Regions from separate parts of the Homo sapiens genome. Here region 1 is linked to region 2. A link is a loop called in an ENCODE intact Hi-C map of the cell type or tissue named here. Cell type or tissue: K562. All regions are shown on one strand. Each heading gives the region's core, and the rest is flanking DNA. Links, peaks and the distances in the headings are about the cores only.

Evidence for each region. Peaks named below come from ENCODE experiments on the same cell type or tissue, not always from the same donor. Only the 100,000 strongest peaks of a DNase experiment are listed, where the experiment ranks them.
Region 1: it touches region 2 in a loop (5-fold over the local background); 4 of 110 quality-filtered maps call a loop at or near these places.

Annotation. Positions count from the first base shown.
Region 1 is chr4:151,041,348-151,049,692 of GRCh38, reverse strand. No RefSeq gene overlaps it. Among named protein-coding and RNA genes, the nearest start is that of LRBA, 30 kb to the right of the region's middle. In K562, for the core only: a CTCF peak has its summit at 3,576; a DNase peak (open chromatin) is centred at 3,592.
Region 2 is chr4:150,294,293-150,302,637 of GRCh38, reverse strand. LRBA (LPS responsive beige-like anchor protein) reads left to right here. Exons shown (of 57, transcript NM_001364905.1): 53 at 1-13. Among named protein-coding and RNA genes, the nearest start is that of DCLK2, 220 kb to the right of the region's middle. In K562, for the core only: a CTCF peak has its summit at 4,576 (motif pointing left); no DNase peak of the experiment used is centred there.

The sequences.
Region 1 (8,345 bases), core at 34-8,033, 750 kb before region 2:
GGCTAGGGCTCCACCCCCAGGCCTGTGCCCACGAACCTAGGTGAGGACACGCATTTTTGTTTTCTTGCCTAAATGTTGCATTTCTCAAGACCACTCTGGTCCGCCACGCCCCCATCCCGTGCCTATAAAAGCACCCGAGACCCTAGCAGGCCGGCAGGAGCGGCTCCACTTGGAGAGGAACACACAGGCGTAAGAACACATAGTGGCTGGGCTCTGGCGGAAGAGCACACCTGAAGACTGCGGCAGGCCATCCTCCGGCAGGCCATCCTGCGGCAGGCCATCCTCCGGCAGGCCATCCTCCGGCAGGCCATCCTCCGGCAGACCATCCTCCAGTAGGACCACGGTGAGTTTGGCCAGGGCGGTTGGAGGAGAGCCCAGGCCGCTGAGCAGCCCCACTCCAGGAGAAAACCGCCTTCCCACTCCATCTTCCTTCTGGCTCTCCTATCTGCTGAGAGCTACTTCCACTCAGTAAAACCTTGCACTCATTCTCCAATCCAACCTGTCCTTGATTCTTCCGCTACACCATGGCAAGAAACCCCGGGACACAGAAAGCCCTCTGTCCTTGCAATAAGGCAGGGGTCTAAGTGAGCTAGCACAAGCCGCCTGCGGATGGCTAAACTGAGGATGGCTAAACTGAAACAGCACACGGTAACACACGCCCACTGGGGCCTCAGGAGCTGTAACTCCATCCCGGCGGTAGCAATTTGACATCATGCCTTAGTGGACTGGCAAATTACTGCATTTCCTGGAGTTTCAGGGCGACTTGTGATATTTAAAAGCTCAAATGTTAAATTGTGGGGTGCTGGATCTCTCTGGTAAGCACTATGTTTGGGGTAAAAACAGGCTGTCATGAGAGCACATAGGAAGGACAACCTCCTGGGGGAGGGTTGGGTGCAGAGGCTCCCCAAGCGAGGTCTGAAGGAGTTTGTCTGAGGGTGAAGAAAATAACTGGCATTTAAAGCTTTTAGAACGGGGAGAGCTTCCTCCTCTCCTCACCAAAAATAATAATAAACAAAATAAAGCAGAAGAGGATGGGCGCGGTGGCTCAGGCCTGTAATCCCAGCAATTTGGGAGGCCAAGGCGGGTGGATCACCTGAGGTCAGGAGTTTGAGACCAGCCCGGCCAACATGGCGAATCCCCGTCTCTACTAAAAATACAAAAATTAGCCGGGCGTCCTGGTGAGCGCATGTAATCCCAGCTACCAGGGAGGCTGAGGCAGGAGAATCGCTTGAACCCAGGAGGTGGAGGTTGCAGTGAGCCAAGATCGCACCACTGAACTCCAGCCTGGGCAACAGAGCGAGACTCATCTCAAAACAAACAAACCAAACAAACAACAACAACAACAACAAAAACAAAGCCGAAGAGATTGGGCAAGTAGGGGAAGGTTAGAGAGGGAAGCTTGCTTCTTTAGAGGAGCCACAGGTATTTCAGTAGAACTAGAGCCTGAGAAGGGACTTTGAGCCTTTTGGTGTCAGTCTACTTTGTCCATCTGGTAAAGCCTACGCACTTGCCCCAGAATAATGGCTTTAAATGTATAAAGTAGGAAACTATTATATTGCAGTGCAGTTACCAGACTATTTAAAACACAGGTGCAATATATGTATGTATTTGTCAACCCATTAATAACAAGGTCTAGCAATGGGTATAACTACTATAATTTCACAGTAGCAATGAAGATAAATAATGTTTTAAGATATTTGCAGTAACCAGGTGTGATGGAGTGTACATGTAGTCCCAGATACTCAGGCTGAGGCAGGAGGGTCATTTGCACCCAGGAGCTTGTGGCTGTAGTGTGCTATGATTATGCCTGTGAAAAGCCACTGCATGGCCGGGTGCGGTGGCTCACGCCTGTCATCCCAGCACTTTGGGAGGCTAAGGCGGGCGAATCACTTGAGGTGGGGAGTTGAGACTAGCCTGACCAACATGTAGAAACCCCGTCTCTACTAAAAATACAAAATCAGCCGGGCACGGTGGCACATGCCTATAATCCCAGCTGCTCAGGAGGCTGAGGCAGGAGAATTGCTTGAACCTGGGAGGCAGAGGTTGCAGTGAGCCTAGATCGCGCCATTGCACTCCAGCCTGGGCAACAAGAGCGAAACTCTATTTCAAAAAAAAAAAAAAAAAGTCACTGTACTCCAGCCTGGGCAACCTTGTGAGACCCTGTCTCGAAAAATTAAAAAAAAAAATTTTTTAATATATCTTTGGCCGGGCACAGTGGCTCATGCCTGTAATCCCAGCACTTTGAGAGGCTGAGGCGGGTGGATCACCTAGGTTGGGAGTTCGAGACCAGCTTGATCAACATGGTGAAACGCCATCTCTACTAAAAATACAAAATTAGCCAGGTGTGGTGGCGTGTGCCTATAATCCCAGCTACTCGGGAGGCTGAGGTGGGAAAATTGCTTGAACCTGGGAGGGGGACGTTGCGGTGAGCCGAGATCGTGCTGTTGCACACCAGCCTGGGCAACAAGAGTGAAACTCTATCTCAAAAAAAAAAAAAAAAAAAAAGTCTTCAAGATGGGATGTCTTGTGAAAATGTCTGACTCCTTCTGGTGGTTGTAGAGTCACAGCTGTTGTTAATAATACTAGGATTTATTGCCTATATTCATAATAGGAGGAAATCTTAAATTTCGATTAGAGATTGGTAAAAGAAGATTTATTTTATTTTTTATTTTTTTTTTGCATTCAAGTTCAATCTACCATAGGTCCCAGGTTATGACCCCCTGGTTTTAGGCTATAGTTTCTAAACAGGGCTTCCTGACTTCAGTCAGAGGTACCTCTATTCCAGTTGTCTAGTTTGGGAATGCACAAATCTGATCAAGCCATTCTCCTCTTTAAAGCTCTTTACTGATTCCCCTGGCCTTTAGGATTAAGTCTAAATTCTTCGTTGTGATTTACACATCCCTCCAGTATAAGTCTCTTTCCACTCCCTTACTCCTGCTCTTTTTCCCAGACAAACAGAACTTGTCAAACACAATCCCGTTTTGCCTTCCCACTCGCTGCTTTTTTCTGATTGGAAACCTCTTTGACTCTATCCCTTCTCTGCTGGGTAAACGCCTCAGTCATCACCTGCTTCAGAAATCTGTTCATGGCCTGGCGCAGTGGCCTGTACACCTGTACACACATGTTACATGTGGCCTCACGTCTGTAATCCCAGCACTTTGGGAGGCCAAGGTGGGTGGATCACTTGAGGTCAGGAGTTTGAGACCAGCCTGGCTAATATGGTGAAACCCCATCTCTACTAAAAATACAAAAATCAGCCGGGTGTGGTGGCGGGTTACTCCAGAGGCTGAGGCACAAGAATTGCTTGAACCTGGGAGGTGGAGGTTGCAGTGAGCCAAGATTGTGCCACTGCACTCCAGCCTGGGTGACAGAGCAAGACTCAAAAGAAAAGAAAAGAAATCTGACTTAACATCTACCTGGTTCCTGGCCTCACATTGGGAGAGACAGATAATTTAACATGCTTTTGTAACACAATGTGAGAACTGCCTTATCCATTGTTTTATTTCCAGAGCTTGCACCGTGCCTGAACAGTACCTGCTTAGTGCTTAAATGTTACACAACTCCAGAGGGCGCATTCACACTGTATTCTATGTCAATGGGCCCTATACCCCGACCCTCCCCCAGAGTTCTGTAACTATTAGCCCTGGCCTGACAGTATTTTATTGATGAATAAACAAATGAATAAGTGGCCTCAACTGGGTGTGGAAAAACCCTGCAGGTACCAAATTTGGGCAGGAATCATTCTTGGATTATGTATACAGTCCTGTGTTCTTAATGACCAGGATATGTTCTGAGAAAGGCGTCATTAGGTGATTTTGATGTTGTGGGAACATCACAGAGTGCACTCAAACGAACTTAGATGGTACAGCCTACTGCACACCTAGGCTACATGGTAGAGCCTGTTGCGCCTAGGCTATACACCTATACAGCATGTTACTGTACTGAATACTGTCGACAACTGTACCACATACAAATATGATATAATCTTTAAAATTTTTAATTTAAATTTTTTAAATAAATAAAGATGAGGTCTCACTATGCCACCCAGGCTCGTCTAGAACTGCTTGGTTCAAGCGATCCTCCTGCCTCTGCCTCCTTAAATGCTGAGATTACAGATTTGAGCCACCTCACCTGGCCTGGTATTATAATCTTATAGGACCACCACGGTATATGTGGTCCATCATTGAACAGTTATTATACAGCACATGACTGTACTCAGTTTCTTAAGTTAATCATCGTAATCTTTTTTGTGTGTCTGCATATTATAATTTAGAAGAGTTGAGTATTTCAAGGGCTTAAAAAAAGCCACTTGTTTTTTTGAATATAGAAGTATTACGGGCTGGGCACAGTGGCTCATGCCTGTAATCCCAGCACTTTGGGAGGCCGAGACAGGCAGATTGCTTGAGCCCAGGAGTTCAAGACCAGCCTGGGCAACATAGCAAGACCCCATCTCTACTAAAAATAAAAAATTAACCCAGCATGGTACATACCTTTTGTCCCAGCTACTCAGGAGGCTGAGGTGGGAGGATCACCCAGGAGGCTGAGGCTGCAGTGAGCCACGATTTTGTGATTATGACACTACACTCCAGCCTGGGTGACAGAGTAAGACTCTGTATGGGAAAAAAAAAAAAAAAAAAAGCATTACAAGTGCATTTGTAGGAAACTTGAAAAATATGGTAAAATATACAAAACTAAAATCAGAAGTCACCCCAAAACAATCTTATGACTGAACAGAACTGTCTTGGGGTATTTTATACCAATGACATTTAATTAAAATTATAAACCAGATTGAATATATATTTGCACAGTTTTTTTGTGTGTGTTTTAATTTTTTTTTTTTTGAGACAGAATCTTGCTCTGTTGCCTAGGCTGGAGTGCAGTGGCGTAAAAACGGCTCACTGCAGCCTTGACCTCCTGGGCTCAAGTGATTCTCTTGCCACAGCCTCCCAAGTAGCTGGGACTACAGGCACATGCCACAACACCTGGCCAATTTTTGTATTTTTTTGTAGATACAGGGTCTCACTATGTCGCCCAGGCTGGTCTTGAACTCTTGGCCTCAAACAATCCTCCCGTCTTGGCCTCTGCAAGTGCTGGGATTACAGGCATGAGCCACCATGCCTGGCCTGCACACTGATTTTTTATTCCAAAAATGTTAATTGTGTAAGACATACAGAATATATAGTTATCATGGAGATGTGGTTTTTCTTTTGTTAATTCTTTAACTTTGCAAATATTCCCTGAATGTAAAACACAAGTAAGACACTGGAATGGACATTCTGGGTAAAGTAAAGATAAATTGGACATTGATCCCATTACCCAGGCACTTACAGGCTGTTGGAAAGATCAGACACATTTGGAACCTTAATACAGTCATGCACCGCAGAGCAACCTTTCTGTCAACAACTGACTGCATGGTGGTCCTGTCAGATTATAATGGAGCTGAAAAATTCCTATTGCCTAGTGATATTGTAGCTGTTGTAATGTCATAGTGCAATTACTTACTTTTAAAATATAGTGTAGCCTAAGTGTACAGTGTTTATAAAGTCTACAGTAGTGTGCAGTAATGTCCTAGGCCTTCACATTCACTCACTACTTACTCATTGACTCACCTAGAGCAACTTCCAGTCCTGCAAGCTATATTCATGGTGAGTTTATTTTTTCCTTAGAGATGGTTTTTTCCCTAGAGATGTGGTCTCACTGTGTTGCTCAGTTTGGACTGAAATTCCTGGGCTCAAGTGCTCCTTTTGACTCAGCCTCCTGAATACTTGGTACTACAAGCATGTACAACTACATGTGGCTCATTTTTAAATCTTTCATACCATATTTTTATTCTACTTTTTCTATGTTTAGATACAGAAATACTTACCATGGTGTTACAATTGCTTACAGTATTCAGTACAATGACATACTGTGTAGGTTTGTAGCTGAAGAACATTATTATATTACTACGCCAAACCATATAGCCTAGGTGTGTAGTAGGCTGTACCATCTAAGTTTGTGTAAGGACACTGTATGATGTTCACATCATATAGTTCTTCACCTAAGGATGCATTTCTCAGAACGTATCCCTGTTGTTAAGTGATACATGATTGTACAAGGCAGTAAGAACATATGATATAAGAAAGCCGCAGTCAGCCAGAGTGAACTTTTTTTTTTTTTTTGAGATGGAGTCTTGCTCTGTCGCCCAGGCTGGAGTACAGTGGTGCAATCTCGGCTCACTGCAACCTCTGCCTCCTGGGTTCAAATGATTCTCCTGCCTCAGCCTCCCAAATAGCTGGGATGACAGGTGTGTGCCATCACACCCAGCTAATTTTTGTATTTTTAATGGAGACAGGGTTTCACCTTGTTGGCTATACTGATCTTGAACTCCTGAGCTCAAGTGATCCACCCAACTGGGCCTCCCAAAGTGCTGGGATTACAGGTGTGAGCCACCGTGCCCAACCTCTCTACTTAAAACTTTCAATGTGTTCTTGTTGAATTTATTTTTATTTTAATTAACAACTTTTTATTGAAATACAACTCACATACCATAAAATTTTTTTTTTTTGAGACACAGTCTTGCTTTGTCACCCAGGCTACAGTGCAGTGGCACAATCTCGGCTCACTGTAACCTCCCCTTCTTAAGTTCAAGCAATTCTCCTACCTTAGCCTCCCAAGTAGCCGGGACTACAGGTGGGCACCACCACGCCTGGCTAACATTTGTATTTTTAGTAGAGAGGAGGTTTCACCGTGTTGGCAGGGCTGGTCTCAAACTCCTGACCTCAAGTTAGCTGCCCGCCTTGGCCTCCCTAAGTGCTGGGACTACAGGCGTGAGCCACCATGTCCTGCCAAAATTCACTTTTTTTTTCTTTTCTTTCTTTTTTTTTTGAGACAGTCTCACTCTGTCACCCAGCCTGGAGTGCAGTGGTGCAATCTCAGCTCACTGCAACCTCCACTTCTCGGGTTCAAGTGATTTTCCTGCCTCAGCCTCCCCAGTAGCTAGGATTACAGGCATGCACCACCACGCCAGGATTATTTTTATATTTTTAGTAGAGACGGGGTTTGACTCTGTTGGTCAGGCCGGCCTCAAACTCCTGACCTCCACCCACCTCGGCCTCCCAAAGTGCTGGGATTACAGGCGTGAACCACCATGCCCAGCCAAAATTCACTTCTTAAAAGTACATAATTTACAAAGTTGTGCAACCATCTCATCGGTTTTTTTTTTTTTTTTTGGCCCAGGCTGGAGTACAGTGGTGTGATCACAGCTCACTGGAGCCTCAACCTTCTAGACTCAAGTGATCCTCCCACCTCAGCCTCTCGAGTAGCTGGACTATAGGCATATGCCATTATGCCAGGCTAACTTTTTTCACTTTTTGTAGAGACAGTGGTCTACCTATGTTGCCCAGACTGGTCTTTAACTCTTGGCCTCAGGCAATCCTCCTGCCCCAGCCTTCCATAGTGCTGGGATTACAGGTGAGTCACCATGTCTGGCCCCATCTCATTGTACTTTAAAATCCAAAGCATAACCATGGCCCATTTTTTCATGTAATATGGTTCCTGCCTACCTCTCCAACTTAATTTCATGACATGTTTGCCTTTGTAATTGCTGTTTCCTTAACCTGGAATCCTGGAATACTTTTTCTACTTTCATTTCATATGGCTGGCTCATCCTGATGCCTTCAGTTGAATACCTCTACAGAGAAAATTTTTCAAACACATTATCCAAAATACTTTCTCATCCACACAACTACCCTCTATCTTATTATCCTATTTGGATTTACAATCTGTAAATGGTATTATATTACCTATTTGTTATTGGTATATTCTATGGCTTTCCCACTAGAATATAAATTCCATAGGATATGGATTTTTCTCTCTCTTTATTAAAAAAATTTTCCACGTTTTTATTTTGAAAAATTTCAAACCTACAGAAAAGTTAAAAGAATACAGTGAACACCCTTATACCCTTCACCTTGACTCCAATTTTTGATATTTTGTCATGTTTGCTTTACTTCTCTCTATATATCTGTTTAAAAGTTGAATAATTTGCATTTATCGTACTTCACCCTTAAATACTTAAGACTGGGCTGTGCAGGGTGGCTCACGCCTGTAATCCCAGCACTTTGGGAGGCCAAGACAGGAGGATAGCTTAGGCTCAGGAGTTTGAGACCAGCCTGGGCAACATAGTGAGACCCTGTCTCAATTTAAAAAAAAAAGAAAAAAAATACTTGAGCCTGAATCTCCTAAGAACAAGTAATCATTCCTGTATAACCAAAATACTATTATCACTGTAAGACATTTAATATTACTATAGTGCTATAATCTAATATATAATCCATTTTCAGTTTTCCCCAATTGTCTTTTAT
Region 2 (8,345 bases), core at 274-8,273:
GATAACCCAGGCAGTAAGTATGACTCATTTTTTAAGTAAACTTTTACAAGGATGTAGAGAATAACATTTTGCAGTAAAGTTACCTTTTTGTTATGGTAAAAGTGAGACAGGATTATCAAGTATTTTTTATTTATTATAATTTAAGAATGATCCAAATAGCCTCATTATCAATTTTGTGACCATTGATAATTAAAATCTAAGCATGAAATCTTATGTTTCATATTATAGGCTATTCTTATGATCCAAAAATTCTAGTTCTTCATTGGAAATAGCTGTCACCAAATAAAGTAGTTTTTATTCATGAAGATACAGCATAAAAGAGCAATCACATATTACCTTGTTTATTGAATTCATATTTTAAAAGAACAAAATAAAAATAATAATTTCATAGAAACAAACTAGTCTTGATAAAATTATGCTTTCATTTATGTATTAAAAAGATAAAACAGGTCATAAAAGGCCAATGTGGAATACTCAAATTGGCTCTTGGTTTTTCAGATGGGAAATGAAAATGTTCACCAACAGCCTTAAACATCTTTATGAAACTATGCTGAAGGCAGTAAAACAAAAAATGTGTAACCATTTAAAATTGTAATTCACAGAAGGCAAAAAAGGAAGCAGCTACCATTAAAACCAATCGCACACAGCTGCAGAAAAGAAATGGCTTTAGAAAAACACATTAAGAAGTAGGAAAAAACAATTAAAGGGACCACCTGAAAAATGAGAATTTAATTAAAATGATTATGACAACACTGTAGAATTCCTGCAAGAATAGCTTTAGATTTTTACTTCAGAAGGTAGAGCATTTTAACTGCTCTTAAATATTTACAGTTTCTTAATTTAAGGCAAGTTGCAATGTATTTGGTTAAGGAAGGATCACATTCTTCCTGATGACTTTACCTGAATACCCGGTCCTTGCTCTGTCACTCCACCCCAGATTGTGAAATGGTCTAAATATGTTTAAGTCCATCATATCTTGGATTGACTTCTCAAAGCTGTTCTTAAATGTATAATATTTGTATGAAAATGAACCTTTTTTTCAAAACATTTAGTCAAATGCTAGTATAATGTTAAAAGAAGTGTGTGTGAAGTATTTTTCAAAGCTGTTTCTTATTATGTACATTATAGACTTTGATGTGATAGGTAAATACAGTTTTTATTCAATGAACGTCTAATAGATATTTCCTGTTTTAATCAAAAAAGGGATAATTTCCTATGCAAATAGGATATGAAAAATAATGTTAAGCCTGTGATGCTATTGATAATACAGACTTTGTGATCAAATTGTAGTGTGTGTATATGTCGGGGAGTAGGTGTACATGTATTTCACATTTATACAGACATCTCTGTAATTACAATAGAAATTACAAAGATGCAAATTTCAGGGATTTTGTTTTTCATATTCTTTTGAAAAGTACCATGTTCTTTTCATCATGAACACAATATTCTGGTCCTTCTTCCTGTCTGTCCTCTTAGAATAAGTGACTCCTTTCAATTTCTTTTTTCTGGTTTCTGTAAATCCAGTTACCGAGATTCACTCAATTATCTCAGGCAAACCTATATTTAAAATTGATAATAAATCTACCATTTTGCTATTTATCTCAAAATATTTAAGAACTTTTTCTTGCCTTAAAAATGTAAGGTATTTCATGCACATAAAGAAATCTGAACACACATAGATATTTGGGTTCTTGGTTTCTTGTTTTATTTTACTTAATCATGTTCTCTATGTTATACACCGTCATTACCAATGTGTATTCTAAAAAGCAGCTAAAGACCTATTAGCTACACTTGTATGTAATTACTATTGCATTTCAGAAAGTTAAGTATGCCTTAAAGTTAGGAATTTTCAGCTCTTCGCAAAGGAAGAAAGTATGATATATATCATGATATATGTATACATTTAAATATATTTTCATATGTTTAAATACTTTGTAACTCAACCTAGAGATTGTTTTTACATGCATGGCCTTTAAAAAACGAATTAAGTAGGACTGAACAAATCCTGGGGTTTGTAGTAAAAAAAAAATCTAAGTTCCAAGCTTTGCTGTGGTCCTTCTGTCTTGTCTGTAAAATGAAAGCAACAACAGAACTGAGTTAAGGTGTTATCAGAAGCACAGGATGATTAGAGCAAATAAATCACCACAAAACACCATCTTGTTGGCATTAGAGTAAATATTATAATGTTATATTTTTCATAGCGTACTTCATCTATACCCTCTCATTGTCTGCAGTATGGTGGACATTACCTCCTAGTAATGCTAGCAATGAAAAGAAAAACAATAAAAGAATAATATAACAGCACATCTAATAAAAATTTTAGAAAATTGTAATGTATCTTGACTGAATTAAATTACCTTTCTCAAAGTGAACCTTATCCTTTCAAGCCCCTGTATAATGTCTGATGCCCCGATTTAATTTTGCTTCAGCTTTGAAAGATGAATCCAGGAGAAAGACAAATAGGCACTTTTTCTTATAATGAGAATTTACACATATTAGAATAGAAAAATGGAAAATGCAATCTACGCTTTTCAAAAGAAAATGACAAACAAAAACAAAGACATTGTTACCGTGTGTAAACTGTTTCAAACATTCATGCAAGCTGGTTCGGATTTTATAAGCCTCTGGCTCATTGATGGTTCCACAATGCAGCTGCTGAAGTCAGAGCTTTTCAGATGAAGGGTTTTAGGTTATGTGTATTCCTATATTGTACCTCTTAGATACAATGTAAATGACCTTTAAGAAGTGGTGAAGCGTGTATATACATATAATTGCAATATGTTCTATAAATGCACATTAATACCTCAACTTTAAATTTTTTATTGTAGACTTTTTCTTTCTTGAAGGGAAAATAGATAAAAGAAAACCAGGTTATTGCTTTTTCTGCATTTTATAGGTCTATCTCAGGGTTTTTTTATTTAAAAAATCATGGGAATAGGTAGTCATTTTACTTTCTAGGGTCATAAGCCTACATACACTGTTTTTTCCATATCTAATATTGATGTTATATGTAAAGTTGATAGCTGTATGACAAAGTTTTAAAAATATCATATTATCTAATATTAATATACATACTGCTTTGGCAATCTCAGGCTAATTCAAACTGGATAAAACCTATAAATACATCGCTTCTCAGCCTTTTGGCTAAGATCAAGTGTAAAACCTATAAATACTGTAATTTGGGGCTTTAAAAAGTGTAAATGTTTTATGAAGCCTGCCTAGACTACATAGCAAAAGGCTTATTTTCCTGTATACCAGATAGTTTTTCATCTTTGACTCTATTGTTTTGTAATAATTATCTCCTGTGGAATGCAGTTTTTTCAATGAGAAGAAAAATGAATATAGGATTCCATTTAATTAGGGATTTAAAAAATGAAATTAACCAAGAATATTTCACTGAGAGATGTTTTGTACATGAAAGCATGGCATCTCTCTCTCCTTGTCCTAGTACTCTGTGTTTTAGGACTGAGCCTTGTCACCAAAGTGCTTTTCCTGAGATAGTTATTTCACCTTCAGAATAATGCTCTCCAGACTGTACATTTTTAAATTTTGGAGAAAATGTTCCCCAGTGCATTCCATTGATAAATAAATACTTTAAACTTTGACATGATCTTATTTAGATAAGCAAGATGAATATATACAAAACAGTTATTATTTATTCACTTTTATATTCATAAACATGGATTTAAAAAATTAAATGTTTATTAGGTATTTTTAGATATCTGAATAATATCTTTTAAAGCCACATTCGATCAGCTTCAGAAGCAAATGGTTGCTAACTGTGAGGGTGTTGCACAGATTTGTGTGTGTAGTATTTCAGTAATACATTTTCCATTCTCGCATTCTGGTTTTGATTTGATTGAAAGGTGGCATTTTTTTTCTTTTCCTCATTGCAATCAGACATGCTAATCTATGTCAGCTTTCTCCTTTATGGGATTGGCGTCTACTGAGAAAAAAACCTAACTTTTCTTCATAACAACAAGATTCTGTTCTTTAAGAATATTTCAGCACCGTTAATTAGAAAGAAGGTTTTATTAACCATAAGGCTAGCACTAACAGACCACAGAGCTGTTTTTTAAAGTACTGTATGCCATAGCTGCCCTGCTTTTTCTCTGTCTAAAACTTCATTTTGTTATACGCTCATCAATCACTTAAGTCATTACCGTAAATCCTACTGTTGTTAATTTTACTAGTATCACCCTAATGAGACATTCCTGCTATAATTAAAAATGAATTCTAACTTTAAGGCATTCTAAATTTTTTTTAATGAATTTAGAATGATCTTGCCATGTGACTATAAATACTACTGATACACATAGACTACTCATCAAGTCTGTAAGAAAAGTAGTATCATAACATGTCCAGGTGTGAATTATTTACTGGCTGCCTCTGTGCACATGTGCTTATGTGTATGCATATTTTTGTACACATATTTAGGAATTATGTCCTTTTTATTGTGAAGCCTAGTATGTTTTACTGAAGCTACTGATAAATTCTTATTCTTTGTCTTGCCAAAATTTAGGTGGATGTAATATAAACAATATTACTCTCTGTAAGTAGGTGTCCTAGAGCACCATCTGCTGGATGCATTTGGGGACTTAATGTTGGGAAACATGAAAATTGGTACTTGGTTAAGACAGGTGTACTTTGTTTTTAATTGCCTGTGATATATTATTTAAGGGTCACAAATGTCAAGGTATGTACATTTGTGTTGAACCATATGAGTTCTTAAAAAGAAATCACTTTACTCCTCCTTTTACCCTACCCTAACCTGGATTTGCAACTGTACGATAAATATTTTGTGTAAGGAAAAAGCAAGCACAATATTTGCCTAATGAAACAAAGCACCACAGTTGGTGATGAAATAAACTTGTTAGCTTCTTGATCACAGCTCTTCAATAAGTTACCGTTGAGGAAGTTATTTGGATGGTATTTTATGTTTAGGTTCCTTATGTTCACTAGATTCTGAATAAGAAAGTAATGCTTGAAACAAGAAACCATTTTATACCTGGATATGACTCTTGATCTGATCCTTTGTCAGGAACAAGAGTTCTTGTGTGTGTCTCATCAAGACCTTCCCTTCTGGGCCTGCATTTGGAATGTACTGTCACACTACAGCTACCCTGTATTTTTATTTTTTCCTTGAAGCATTTATCAAGAAGCGTTTTCAAATGGTATGTTGGCAGTGTTCAAGTTCAGGTGACATTAAAAGTATGTCTATGAAATTCTCCAGAAGGTCCAGGATGTTTAGTGCTCCATGATGCAATGCAGGCCCTCAAGTTCCAGCAAAACAACTCTGTATTTACTGCTTGTAACTAATAGTAGATGTGGTAAAAAGGAATTATATTCATATGGCAAATGAATACAACCTTAATGTGCACCATATGCAGAGTGGTGGGGTGATATGCCAATATATCACATTTATTTACCTTGTTTGGTTGCAGAGAAAAATGACTGTACCATTCAGCCCATAGGTTATAGCCATATAAATATGAGAACAGAAGAATTGATGATTTATACCCTCAGATTGAGTATCTTCATATGTAGACCTTTTTAATAGTGCCATGCCAAAGAAAGTTGTCTTGACACTTTATGCTCATATGGGAAATTTAATTTCAAACAATAGTTGGCATTAGTCTAAGAAAGTAAAAATTCCTTCTAGTCAACTAAACGTAGGATTCTTCTGCTTTTAAAATATTGCAGAACTCTGTGCCGGCGGTGGGGGTGGGCGCGGGGGGGTGGTCCATAACATTATTGGTAGAACTACCAAGGATACACTTAATTAAAGCTTCCTGGAACAACATAGTAGACTGACTTTACTACCTTCCAAAAACGCTCATTTCGTAAGAGAAATTCTACGACAGCTTTGTGCCTATGTAACTCACATTTTACTCTAGATATTACTGATAATTTATGAAAAGATAACCATTTTTATATGAAATTCAATATTTAAATCTCTGATTTTTTTTTTACGAAGCAACAGTTAAACCCTATTTTTTCTAGTTACCTCAATTTTTATGTGCTATGCTCATTTATATCGCTTTACAGAGCAGAAGTTTATAAGTGTTAACAAATTTTTAAAAATTGATTTTCTTGGTCTTTTAACAGGGCCATTATCTAAGTATATCATTACATTTCATTTATCTGGTAATTTTTTAACAGTAATTTTTTTCACATTCAAGTGAGAAAATGAATGTGTTTGATAAGACTTCAGATTTTGGATTTGAAGTGTTTTTATATAGGAAAAAAATTCTCTGAATTGTTTCTGCCTTTTGTGGCTTAAGGCTGCATGACTGTTGAGCTTTTTAAGCTTTCATTCTTGTAGCTTGTAACTTTGCACAACTGAGAGACTGCCTTATTTCCTTTGGGTGAGTGGGGTCAGGAGTGTTTAATAGCTAAAGATATGAAACTCCTCTATAGTTTTCAGAGTCCCTTACTTACGTATTTTTAACAAAAGAACATTAAAAATGTTAAGGAGGATGTATTATAAAGAATTTTAAATAATTTGGGTATTTAGGATAAATAGATAAAACCAATTTTCAGTTTTAATTTATATTCATAAAAATCAGACAATGTTGCATTGCAACAAATCTGAATAAGATTTCACTTCAGCAAATTTTCTACCTGTTTTCTTTTTGGGGGGTAGAATTTTACCATGTTTATGTTACCAGACACTCATATGCAGCTACAGGAGCCATAGCTTACCTAGAACCAAAGACCAAGCCCCTCCATGGGAAAACAACAAATGAAGTCTCAAGCAAGTAGGAAAAAAGAAGCACATTAGTTAAGTATAGTAATGATATGTCCATGTAATGAAGTCCTGTACAGGCATTAACAAAGATACTATAAATTTGTAATATTGACATGGAGGGATACACTCTTTGTATTGCTAAGTGTAAAAGATCACGAAGCTACATATGTAAGTACCTATGCCTATATGTGTATACACTTGTATTCTATGTACATTTATGCATAGAAAAAGTATGAAATGATCACAAGACATATATTAGCAACATTTATTTATAGGTAGTGGGATTTGGAAGCAATTTTTCATTTTCTTCATCATACTTTACTGAAGTATCTGAATGTTTTATAATGAGCATGTACTACCTTGATAATCAGAGACAATAAAGATACTTTAGGCCGGGCACAGTGGCTCATGCCTATAATCCTAGCATTTTGGGAGGCCAAGACAAGGGTATTGTTTGAGCCCAGGAGTTCAAAACCAGCATGGGCAACATAGGGAGACGCTGTCTCTACAAGAAGTAAAAAAAATTAGCTGGGTGTGGTGCCTGTAGTCCCAGCTACTCAGGAGGCTGAAGTGGGAGGACCACCTTAGCCCAGGGAGGTCAAGGCTGCAGTGATCTGTGGTTGCACCATTGCACTCCAGCCTGGGCAACAGAGTGAGACCCTGTCTTAAAAAAAAAAAAAAAAAAAAAAAAAGCTATTTTAATTTGGGGAATGCACCAAATTACTGTACTGTACCTTCACTCCCCACTGTTAGCCTCTAGGCTGCCAAATATTAGTAGTTGTATCAGAATTTATATGAATTATCAAGGAGAGAACCATCTCTAATTAGCTTTTATGCAGCATAGGATGAAATATACTTTCAATGAAAGGAGTGTTTATAACAGAGTGAAAAAAGGGATCATTCTGTTGCTACTACTACTACTATTTTTTTTTTTTAAGAGACAGAGTATCTCTCTGTCACCAGGCTGGAGTGCAGTGGTGGGATCTTGGCTCACTGCAACCTCCACCTCCCAGGTTCAAGCAATTCTCCTGACTTAGCTCCCGAGTAGCTGGGACTACATGTGGGCGCCAGCGCGCCCAGATAATTTTTTTGTATTTTTAGTAGAGACAGGGTTTCACCATGTTGGCCATGATGGTCTCAATCTCCTGACCTTGTGATCCGCCCACCTTGGCCTCCCAAAGTGCTGGGATTACAGGCGTGAGCCACTGCGCCTGGCCTGCTGCTACTACTACTTATATGATACTAATGGGTGCTCACTACATGCCAGGCACCATCCTGAGTGCTTTACATATTAACTCATTAATCTTCACAGTAGCCCTGTGTGGTATCTACTGTTAGTATCCTTGACTTATAGATGAGGCATGGAGAAATTATAAATATGCCTTTACTTTCTGCCCTGGGCCTTGACACTTTTAGGATCTCCTTACTAGAATTATGGAAACTTGCCCAAGGGAGCTCACATAGCTAGCAAGTGCTGGAGCCTAGATTTAAACTCAGGCAGTCTAGGTCAGAGTTATCTAAACTATACATTTAATTAGAATATCAGCTATAGAGAAGTTGATGCAATCCTATCACTAAAGCATTCTTAGTATTT